2 separate regions of the Homo sapiens genome follow, and region 1 is linked to region 2. The links are chromatin contacts, found by Hi-C or POLR2A ChIA-PET in ENCODE. All regions are on one chromosome and are shown on one strand. Each heading gives the region's core, a stretch centred on a gene start or an enhancer-like site at or near the end of the contact. The rest is flanking DNA. Distances are from core to core; before and after follow the strand shown. Region 1 has its middle 180 kb from the start of LINC01624. Region 2 holds the start of THBS2-AS1 (THBS2 antisense RNA 1).

Region 1 (4,545 bases), core at 1,375-3,874, 880 kb before region 2:
CAGGAAGAGGCTCTATCTCCGACTCCCTGAGGGATCTCACCCCTGCTGGGCAGGTAAGTGGCAGACCTGGGACAGAAGACTGTGAAAAGTGGCAGAGGCCAGGAGCAGGGCAGGGAGCAGGGCAGGGGGCAGGGCAGGGGGCAGGGAGCAAGGCCGGGAGCAGGGCAGGGGGCAGACCAGGGGGCAAGGCCGGGAGCAGGGCCGGGAGCAGGGCCGGTGTCCGGCATTAAGTGGCAAACATGCTCACGGGAAGTGTAGCTCTGGGCACAGGACTCACAGCCAGTAAATGAGCCAAATCCCTCATTTACACCATTCACAAAACTGGATCCCACTGAGGTTAAAGCTCTAAGCAGAGAAACAAGAATTCCAACGTGACGGGAGAAAGAAGAGTGTCCGTATGGTCCTGCGGGCAGAGAGCATCTTCTTGCATATAACAGAAAAACTGGCACAAAAGAAAAGAACCATGAGTACGACAGCATCAATATGATGGGCGTGTAGAGAAGCCTCGAGACACGAGTAGCAGAGTGAGACCGACTGTTCGTAGGAAGGGGCTGGCACAGTGGGTGAATCCAATAGCACTTCACAGGTGCGAGAAGACAATTCCTCCGCTGTGGGGAGAACACACAGCTGTGAAGAAAATGGCCAAAGAAATATGAGCAAAACTTACAAAAGCAGAAATGCAAATTACCAAGAAGCATTTAAAAGCTGCACAATCTCACAACAGATCAGGGAACTGCAATGGAAAACAGTCTGATTTTTTTCCCATTAGATTAGAAGAAATGAAAACGTTTAATGTCAAACATTAGAGGAAATTGGTGCATAAATGGTTTTTTAAAAAGTCAGAATTCGTCATCTCAAAATAAATTCATCAAATTGATTACATTAAAATTGCACTGACTCTGTGATGCATCAGTTTCTTTTCTCAGCATTTACCCTAGGGAAGAATGGACGATGAGCAGGGGATGATGAGCAGGGAAGCAGCTGAAACATTGGCAAGGCAGAGACCACGGCAGAGGCCACGTCAGAGACCACAGTGGAGGCCATGTCAGAGACCATGGCAGACGTCATGACAGAGGTCATGCCAGAGATCCCCTGGGAGCAGAGGGAGTGCCCACCCGCAGGACGTGGGGGAGCAAGGCTGCAGCTGTGGGGAGCACTTGGGCACATCACAGCGTGGGCATGGCAGACGAAGACATGCAGGCCACACGCAGGAAGGCACAAACGCACCGGTCACAGTGTCAGGGGAGCACTGGGTGGTGTCACAAGGGATGTGAGCTTTTGTCTGTTGTGTGTCTGTATGTGTGTTTTAACAGTAAGATTGGGTTCGGGCAAAATCTAAGGGAATAAAAAGCAGGGGAGTGGCTGTGTGTGAATCTGGAGCACAGGTGGCCATGCAGTGACATTAAAATTAGGTCAAAGGAAAGACTAGAGCCAGGGGCGAAGGCGGGAGCGTGGTAGGAAGTGGGGACGGCCTGGCCAAGGCCCCGCCAGACCACAAAGCTCAGGCCCAGACCGCAGAAGGCCGATAAGAGCGTTCCGGAAATCAGCTCTGTCTCGGAAAGAGCCAGGCCCATGGGCTCCTGGCCGTGGGCAACCAAGGCTGAGTCAAAGCCACGTTCTCAAGAGAATCCAGTGCAATTATGCAGAGACTCATTTAAAATGACAAGTACTTTTTAAAAGTCACTCTCTGAAAATGACATTCAAACCAATTATCATTAAGGGAAGATGTAAGTTAGCTTTGTTTAAAAAAAAAAGAAGGTGGAGAAGAATAAAAATCTGTTTTTAGATACTTTGTATGTTGCAGTTTAGAAATACTCCTGCTGAATAAAACCTACAGGAAATGGAAGCAGAGGCGTGTGCAGCCAGCTCAGGAGGGAGGAGGTGAGCTTTGCTTTGCCTGAGTGCTGGTGAGATTTTGCCACCGATGCCGTGATGCATGGAGACCCTGGCTCAGTGAGTCCCCAGGGGAAGCCAGCAGCAGGAGGAAGCCTCAGATCGCAGTTTTTTTTTTTTTTTTTTTTTTTTTTTTTTTTTTTTTTTGGTGATAGAGTCTCGCTCTGTCCCCCCAGGCTGGAGTGCAGTGGCTCCATCTCGGCTCATTGCAACTTCCAACTCCCAGGTTCAAGCAATTCTCCTGCCTCAGCCTCCTGAGTAGCTGGGACTATAGCACCAACCACCACGCCTGGCTAACTTTTTTTAGAGACAGGGTTTCACCATGTTGCCCAGGCTGGTCTCTAACTTTGAGCTCAAGCAATCCGCCCGCCTCGGCCTCCCAAAGTGCTAGGATTACAGGCGTGAGCCACCGCACCCAGCCCAGCTGGTGTCTCATCAGACGTGCAGAGCTGCCTGCACCAAGTGGGACCTTTGCCCCTCCCCGGGGAGCCTACACTGCCGCCCGGCGGGGACAGTCCAGGGCCAGATGCCTGTGAAAGAGGGCGAGGCACGGCCCCAAAGCCTTGGCTGTCAGGATTCCAGGCCCAAGAGGAAGCGGCCGCCCATGTGCCGGGTGAGGTGATGTCTCGTGGCTGCTCAACAGGAGGCCCCGGCACGGATGGTCCTCGCCCTCACACGTGGGCTCAGTTACGTACACACATGTGCCTCATCACACACTGAGCAAACTCCACCGCGGTCAGCCTGCACGGGGACCAGCCCCCGAAGGCCCCTCACAAACACTTATGCCAGAGGCTAGGGGGGTACAGCAGGGTTACCTGCAGGCCCAGAAACCTCTCGGTGTGGCTCGTGTTAGGCCCCGTGGCTTCTTGCACTGAGGCCACGCTCCTGGCTGGGGCCTTGGGGTGAGTGTAGCGTAAATGGCCACCTGCAGGAGGAACCTGTTGGCTCCGTGGCCCAAGACTCTGTTCTTCCGAAAACTCACAGGCTGATTGTTGAGTGGTTGGTCCGTGCACCATCTGGGAGCTGGGGCTGCGGTGGGGGCCCGCGCACCTCTGGCCGTCCTCCTGCGCTCCAGCAGCCCCTTCCCGTCTCCTGTCCCTCTCCCCGCTCACTCCCAGCCCCACAGTCACACCCAGGCTCCCTTCCCAGCTCTGCTCCCACCAGCGGCACCTCACAGCCACGTCAGCTCTTTCTCCTTCGTGCCGAGCCTGTTGTCTACAGACTTCCTCAGGCTGTGGCCGCGGGGTTTCGCGGGCCGACGCTCACCACATCCTGTCCTTTGCCTGTTTTCTCCCTCCCAAGGGCAAGCGCCGCTGCCCCGGCCCCGAGCTCAGCCACAACCTGTGCTGCCGCCCACCCCACGGCCTCCCGTTCCCGCCACACCACGCTCCTCCCACCGCAGGGTCTCCCGGTCCCCACCCACACCACGCTCCTCCCACCCCACGGCCTCCGGGTCCCCCCCACACCACGCTCCTCCCACCCCACGGCCTCCGGGTCCCCCCCACACCACGCTCCTCCCACCCCACGGCCTCCCGGTCCCCCCCCACACCATGCTCCTCCCACCGCGGGGCCTCCGGGTCCCCCCACACCACGCTCCTCCCCCCACACCACGCTCCTCCCACCCCACGGCCTCCGGGTCCCCCCCACACCACGCTCCTCCCACCGCAGGGCCTCCGGGTCCCCCCCACACCACGCTCCTCCCACCCCACGGCCTCCCGGTCCCCCCCCACACCACGCTCCTCCCACTGCAGGGTCTCCGGGTCCCCCCACACCACGCTCCTCCCACCGCAGGGTCTCCGGGTCCCCCCACACCACGCTCCTCCCACCCCACGGCCTCCGGGTACCCCCACACCACGCTCCTCCCACCCCACGGCCTCCGGGTCCCCCCACACCACGCTCCTCCCACCCCACGGCCTCCGGGTCCCCCCACACCACGCTCCTCCCACCCCACGGCCTCCCGGTCCCCCCCCACACCACGCTCCTCCCACCGCGGGGCCTCCGGGTCCCCCCACACCATGCTTTTCCTTGGCAGCCTCAGCCTCATTCCTTTCCTCTAAACCTCCACACTCGGCCTCCCCTGCTGAGGCTCCCGGACGTTTCATGACCTTTTAACAGTGCGATGCTCCCTTCCGTTCCACGGGCCGGCCTTGTCCACGCCCTTCCCCGAGCTTGGCCGGTGCTGTTCCCCAGCCTGGGGCCGCCCTGCACCCTTGGCCACGTGTAGCTCCCTCCAAGGGTCCAACTACACGGTCCTGGCTCTTTCTCGAAGCCTCCCCTGCCCCTTCCTTCCCACGCAGGTCCCTTTCCTCTACACAGTTGGACGTGTTGTCCCGTGCCCTCCTTTCCCCGCATTTCCTCGTCTTTCCTCGTGGACAGTGAGCTTCGTGCGGAGGGGAGTGCGGGCCCTGCGGGTCCTGGTGCTGCTGAGCGCAGCACTCGTTCTGCGGTGGACACTCCAGGCGGCTTTCCCAGAGGAGGGGGCATGGCGGGAGCGGGCCTATGGGTTGGGCGTGGATCATAAAGCTCCCTTCTGCCCAGAAGCTTCAACTCTAGACGGGCGTTGGAGTTTGTTCCATTTGTACCAGCGACGTGGCGTTCCCTGCCTCTCCTGCTACGGGGTGGCTGCCTCCCCACGGCTTGCCCTATCCCTCC
Region 2 (4,825 bases), core at 1,309-3,808:
TTTTTTAAAAAGAACTAGCAGGGTTTCTACCGGGGTGGGGGAAAGGGGTAGAAGGAATTGGCATTTTGCTTCCTGTCATGTAAGTAGGCCTGTGGTGTGATCACGGGCTATCTCCTCGCAAGTCACAGGTTAAAATGCAGGCTGAAGGGCCTGGTGGAGAAGGAAGCCCTGCTTGACACAGGTCTCTGTTCTGCTGAGCCTCCCAGCACGGTGTGGGATACAACCATTTAGCAATTCATCTCTCCTGCCTCTGCTCATTGTCAAACGAGGGAACAGAACTTCGTAGGGAATTTGGCAAACATGATTGAAATGATTCCGAAAAAGGCAACAGCACACGGGACCCTCTCCCTAATACGAGCTGTTCTTCCCTCTTGACTCATTCTTCTGAGTCAGGTGGAGGGAAGTAGCGGACCCCAGAGGAAGGGCCCATTTCCAACCACAGCACTGCCTAAAAATGGGCCGATCGGGCTCACCAGTTGGAGGAGGCAATGGCAGCAGCACAGAACGCTGGGGTTTCTTTAGCAGCTCCAGCTGCTCTTGTTGGGATTTCTGAATATTATGCAGGCAGACACAGAGAAGAAAAACAGGGAGAGAGGGAGAGAGGGCATCCAGAGAGAAAGGGGAAGAGAGGGAGGGAGAGAGGGAGAGAGGGCATCCAGAGAGAAAGGGGAAGAGAGGGAGGGAGAGAGGGAGAGAGGGCATCCAGAGAGAAAGGGGAAGAGAGGGAGGGATGGGGGAGAGAGAAAGAGACAAAGAGACAGAGGGAAAGAGGGGGAGTTGGGGGAGGGAGGAAAAGAGAGCAAGATGAATAAAAACAAGTATACTTGGCTGAAACACGCTGGAGTGAGTCAGACAGTGAAGCAATAAGATATAGGAAAGGCCGTCTGAGGCAACGGGCTGTGAACTGAAGGCCCTGGCTTTGAGTTGTGAAATGAGTGAGTTTTAGTTCATCAATATGGAGGAAAAAGCTAGACCTACATGTGTAAAAAGAAAAGTTTAGAAACAAAATAATGATGGCAGTGATAGTGGCTGGTCTATGGACAGCTACTGGAGGAAGCTCAATGTACATTTTACTCATGAAACAAAAAATACATATAATATGTTGAATAAGGATGCTTAGAAGTCAGGCATTAAAATGAGATACATTTCTCCTGCATTCAGGTTTTGCTGTCATTTATCGAAAAGTTGAGGTTTCCTGACAATCATGTTCCCTGTCGATGGCCTTAGCCACATCAGAATGGTTGTCTCCCAGGATTAATGTGTGGTGCCTTTGTGAGCTCACCTGGGAGGAAGGTGTCCCTGGACCTCGATGACTCCGTGCGAGCACCTGCCCTGTGGCCCTCCATCTCCCTTCTGCGAATCGCTGCCAGCACACCACGGGAGCTCCGCACCTTCCACCGTGGACCGGGAGGGCCGTCGTTCTAGACGCTGATGCTGCTGCTCACAGGGAAAGGTTCGGCCCAGGCCCACGCTCTGAGAGTTGTCTGTACAAGGCTCAACCAACTCGCCCTCAGGGCAGGCACAGGCCTTGGTCGTGTGGAACGAGTCGGTGGGTGAAATAACACATCTTCACTCCCAAGTATCCAAGCGTGGGATCTGTGATTGCCGGGAGGAGAGAAGCCTTCATACCGTGACCAACTCACTGGCTGCTGCGTGTCCCAGCTATAGGCTACATGGGGGCAGAGGGCTCCTTCCGTCATTCCTGGAGGACCAAAATCTTAGGCCAGCTTTGCTCAGTCTGCGTTTCACAAAGTGATGCTTTTGACCATGGAGCAAGTGGTGCCTAGGCCTTGAGGAACGCAGGTGTGGGGTGATCCAGGAGCTGCCACTCCAGCTCCACGGCCACAGCCCTGTGGGCTGCCAATGCCCAAATGGGAGGGCCCTGCTGAGGGCTATCACCCACACGAGGCCCTTAGCCCAGGGCAGGTACCTGCACTGATGCTTCCCACCCTCTTAGTAAAGTCCTTCTGGAGCCACCAGCCTGGGGGCCCAGGGGAGGGGCTGAAGCAAGCTGGGACACTCCTGCTTCGCCCGGGTGTCAGCCCTGTGCCCAGGGGAGTGAGCTGCGGGCCCAGAGCAGCTTGCGGCCCACGCAGCCGGCGTTAGCCTTGGGGACCACGTGGGCATTTGTGAGAGAGGTCCGGGCCCGTGCCCCCCACCCCGTGCAGTCCCACAGGGGCCCCTGACTCACCCTTCCCCAGCCCTTGCTCAGCGGTCCGGCCCCTCTGGCTCCCCTGAGTCTGCGCTTGGCCCCTTGCGGGTGGGGTGAGCGCGGAGCCTCGGCTGTCCCTGCCTCGTGGCCCACCCAGGGCGCCCGCCGCCCCTGCAGCAGTAGCAGGACCTACTGCCAGCTTCTCAGTTCCTGTCTCGGCCTTTTTCAGGCCGTTGAAGACTTTTGCCACTTTTCTGACTTTTTTTTTTTTTTTTTTTTTACCACATAAGGGCTTTTTCAACCCCAAAGCACATCAAATGCAGGATGGGAAGTGATATTCGACTTTCCGGCCTCCAGCGCACACCCCTGACGCGCGCGGACTGCAGGGCTTGGGTCGGGGCGTCCCTGGGAAGCTCAGCCGGTTCAGCCCCGGCGAGCCCCGCCCGCGCGCGTCCCCGAGAGCCGGAGGCCCCGCCGAGCGCATGCCCAGCCCTCCCTGCGCGCCTGCGCCCTCCCTGCGCCCTCTCCTGGGCCCTGACTGTGCTTGAATGACAGCTTCACTGCAGGGTAACCCGGAACCTTCAAAAGGCCGATTCTGCAAACAAAATGGTGTAGAAAGAGGAAGAAAGCATTAGTGCAACAAAACTCGATTGCGCTTCGTTTTATGTACGATTTATTTACTTTTAAAATATTTTTTCTGTTTTTAGATTTATTTTTCTACTGAAAAATTGTTTAGTTATCTTGAGGTGGGACAGAATTCTTCATACGACTTTTCCCATTTAAAAATGTAATTATTTTTAAATATGGCTTTAGGAATAAATTACAGTTGTTAAAATGGAGATACATATTATTTATATTTATGTATTGATTATTGAATGGTATATACGCAAGCAACATACACGTGACTATACATATGCATCATGAATACACAAACCTCCCTTGTCTCAGGCCATACTTATTCTGGATTTTAAAGAAGTGGAAAAGTTGGCAAAGTGTCAGAGAACAAGATCAACACATGGAAATCAGTTGTGCGTCTGTATACCAGACAGAAACAATTTAAAACGGAAGTTAAAAGTACAATACCATTTGCAATAACATACAAAACAATAAAATACCTCGTAATAAATGTAACTTGGGAGGCAGAAGACTTGTACTATGAAAACAGAAAAACAATGCCAAAATAAATTAAAACCTATATAAATGGAAAGACACCCTCGTGTATAGTTTGGAAGATTTAATTCTAATTCATTATAATATCTGTAGTATTCTTGGGTTATATGTGATATTTTGATATCTGTTTAAAATGTGTAATGATAAAGTTAGGGTAATTGGGATACCCATGACCTCATACATTTTTATTCTCTGTATTGAGAACATTACAATTCTTCTAGCTATTTTGATATGTACAATAAACTATTAAGCATAATTTTCCTACTATACTGCATGTGATAGCTCATTCCTTCTGACTGTATTTTTGTACTCCTTAACCAGCTCCCCTTCATCTTCCTCTCCACCATTCCACCCCAGCATCTGGCATCCGCCATCCTGCTCTCAACATCCACAAGACCCACTGTTTTAGCTCCCACATATGAATGAGAACATGCAATATTTGTCTTTCTGTGTCATGCTTATTTTACATAACAGAATGATCTTCAGATCTATCCATCCTGCTGCAAATGACAGGATTTAATTCCTTTTTATGGCTGACTAGTATTCCATTGTGTGCATATACAATATTTTCTTTGTCCTTTCGCCTATTGATGAACACTTAGGTTGATTCGATGTCTTGGCTATTGTGAGTAGTGTTGTAATAAACATGAGAGGGCCGATGTCTCTTTGATATACTGATTTCCTTTCTGTCAGATGCATACCCAGCAGTAAGATTGCTGGACTATACCAAACGTAGTTCTAGTTTAGTTTTTTGAGGAACCCCCATACTGTTTTCCCTAGTGGGTGTACTACTTTACATCCCTACCAACAGTGTATGAGTGTTCCTTTTTTTCCACCTTCTCATCAGCATTTGCTATTTTTTGTCTTTGTGATAATTCTAAATGGGGTCAGATAATATCTTCTTGTGGTTTTGAATTGCATTTCTATAATGACTAGTGATGTTGAGCCTTTTTTCATGTACGTGTTGGCCATTTCTTTTGAGAAATGTCTATTAGGTCTTTTGCCCAGTTTTTAATTGGGTTGTTTGAGTTTCTTATATATTCTGATTACTAATCCCTTGTTGGATGGGTAGTTTGCAAATATTTTCTCCCATTCTGTGGGTTGTCTCTTCACTTCGTTGATTTTTTCCTTTGCTGTGTAGAAGCTTTCTGGCTTGATATAATACTATTTTTCTATTTTTGTTATAGTTGTCTGTAATGTTGAGGTCTTACCAAAAAATCTTTACCCAGATCAATGTCCTGGAATGTTTCTCCGTATTATTTTTTAGTAGTAGTTCTATCGTTTTGGGTCTTGCATTGAAGTCTTTAATCCATTTTGATTTGATGTATGTATATGGTAAAAGAGGGGGGTCTCGATTCATTTTTTTCTGCATGTCTAACTTTCCTGGCAGTATTTATCAAAGAGACTGTCCATTCCCCAATGTATGTTCTTGATGTCTTTGCCAAAAATGAGTTGGCTGTAAGTACGTGGATTTATTTCTGAATTCATCGTTTTATTCCATTG

Evidence for each region. Hi-C counts contacts between places; a loop is a spot of excess contacts on that map. ChIA-PET counts read pairs that join two places held with the same protein, here RNA polymerase II (POLR2A). Pooled maps may share reads with other maps.
Region 1: a loop to region 2 is called in a pooled map, with 15 times the contacts of the local background. The contact joins the enhancer-like site here to the promoter of THBS2-AS1 in region 2. A Hi-C loop is called at or near these places in 1 of 37 single-sample maps with no recorded cell type and 4 of 50 pooled maps. POLR2A ChIA-PET finds 5 or more read pairs at or near these places in 2 of 52 experiments (CD8-positive, alpha-beta memory T cell and activated B cell).

What each region holds. Positions count from the first base shown.
Region 1 is chr6:170,086,715-170,091,259 of GRCh38, reverse strand. No RefSeq gene overlaps it. Among named protein-coding and RNA genes, the nearest start is that of LINC01624, 180 kb to the left of the region's middle. RefSeq lists an enhancer at 2,528-2,627. Within about 2 kb of position 2,624, at least 11 of the 41 ENCODE cell types and tissues checked have a DNase peak (open chromatin) inside an H3K27ac peak, as active enhancers do.
Region 2 is chr6:169,210,945-169,215,769 of GRCh38, reverse strand. It overlaps THBS2-AS1 (THBS2 antisense RNA 1), which reads right to left and starts at 2,558. Exons shown (of 3, transcript NR_134621.1): 1 at 2,192-2,558; 2 at 1,283-1,596. RefSeq lists a silencer at 2,470-2,819.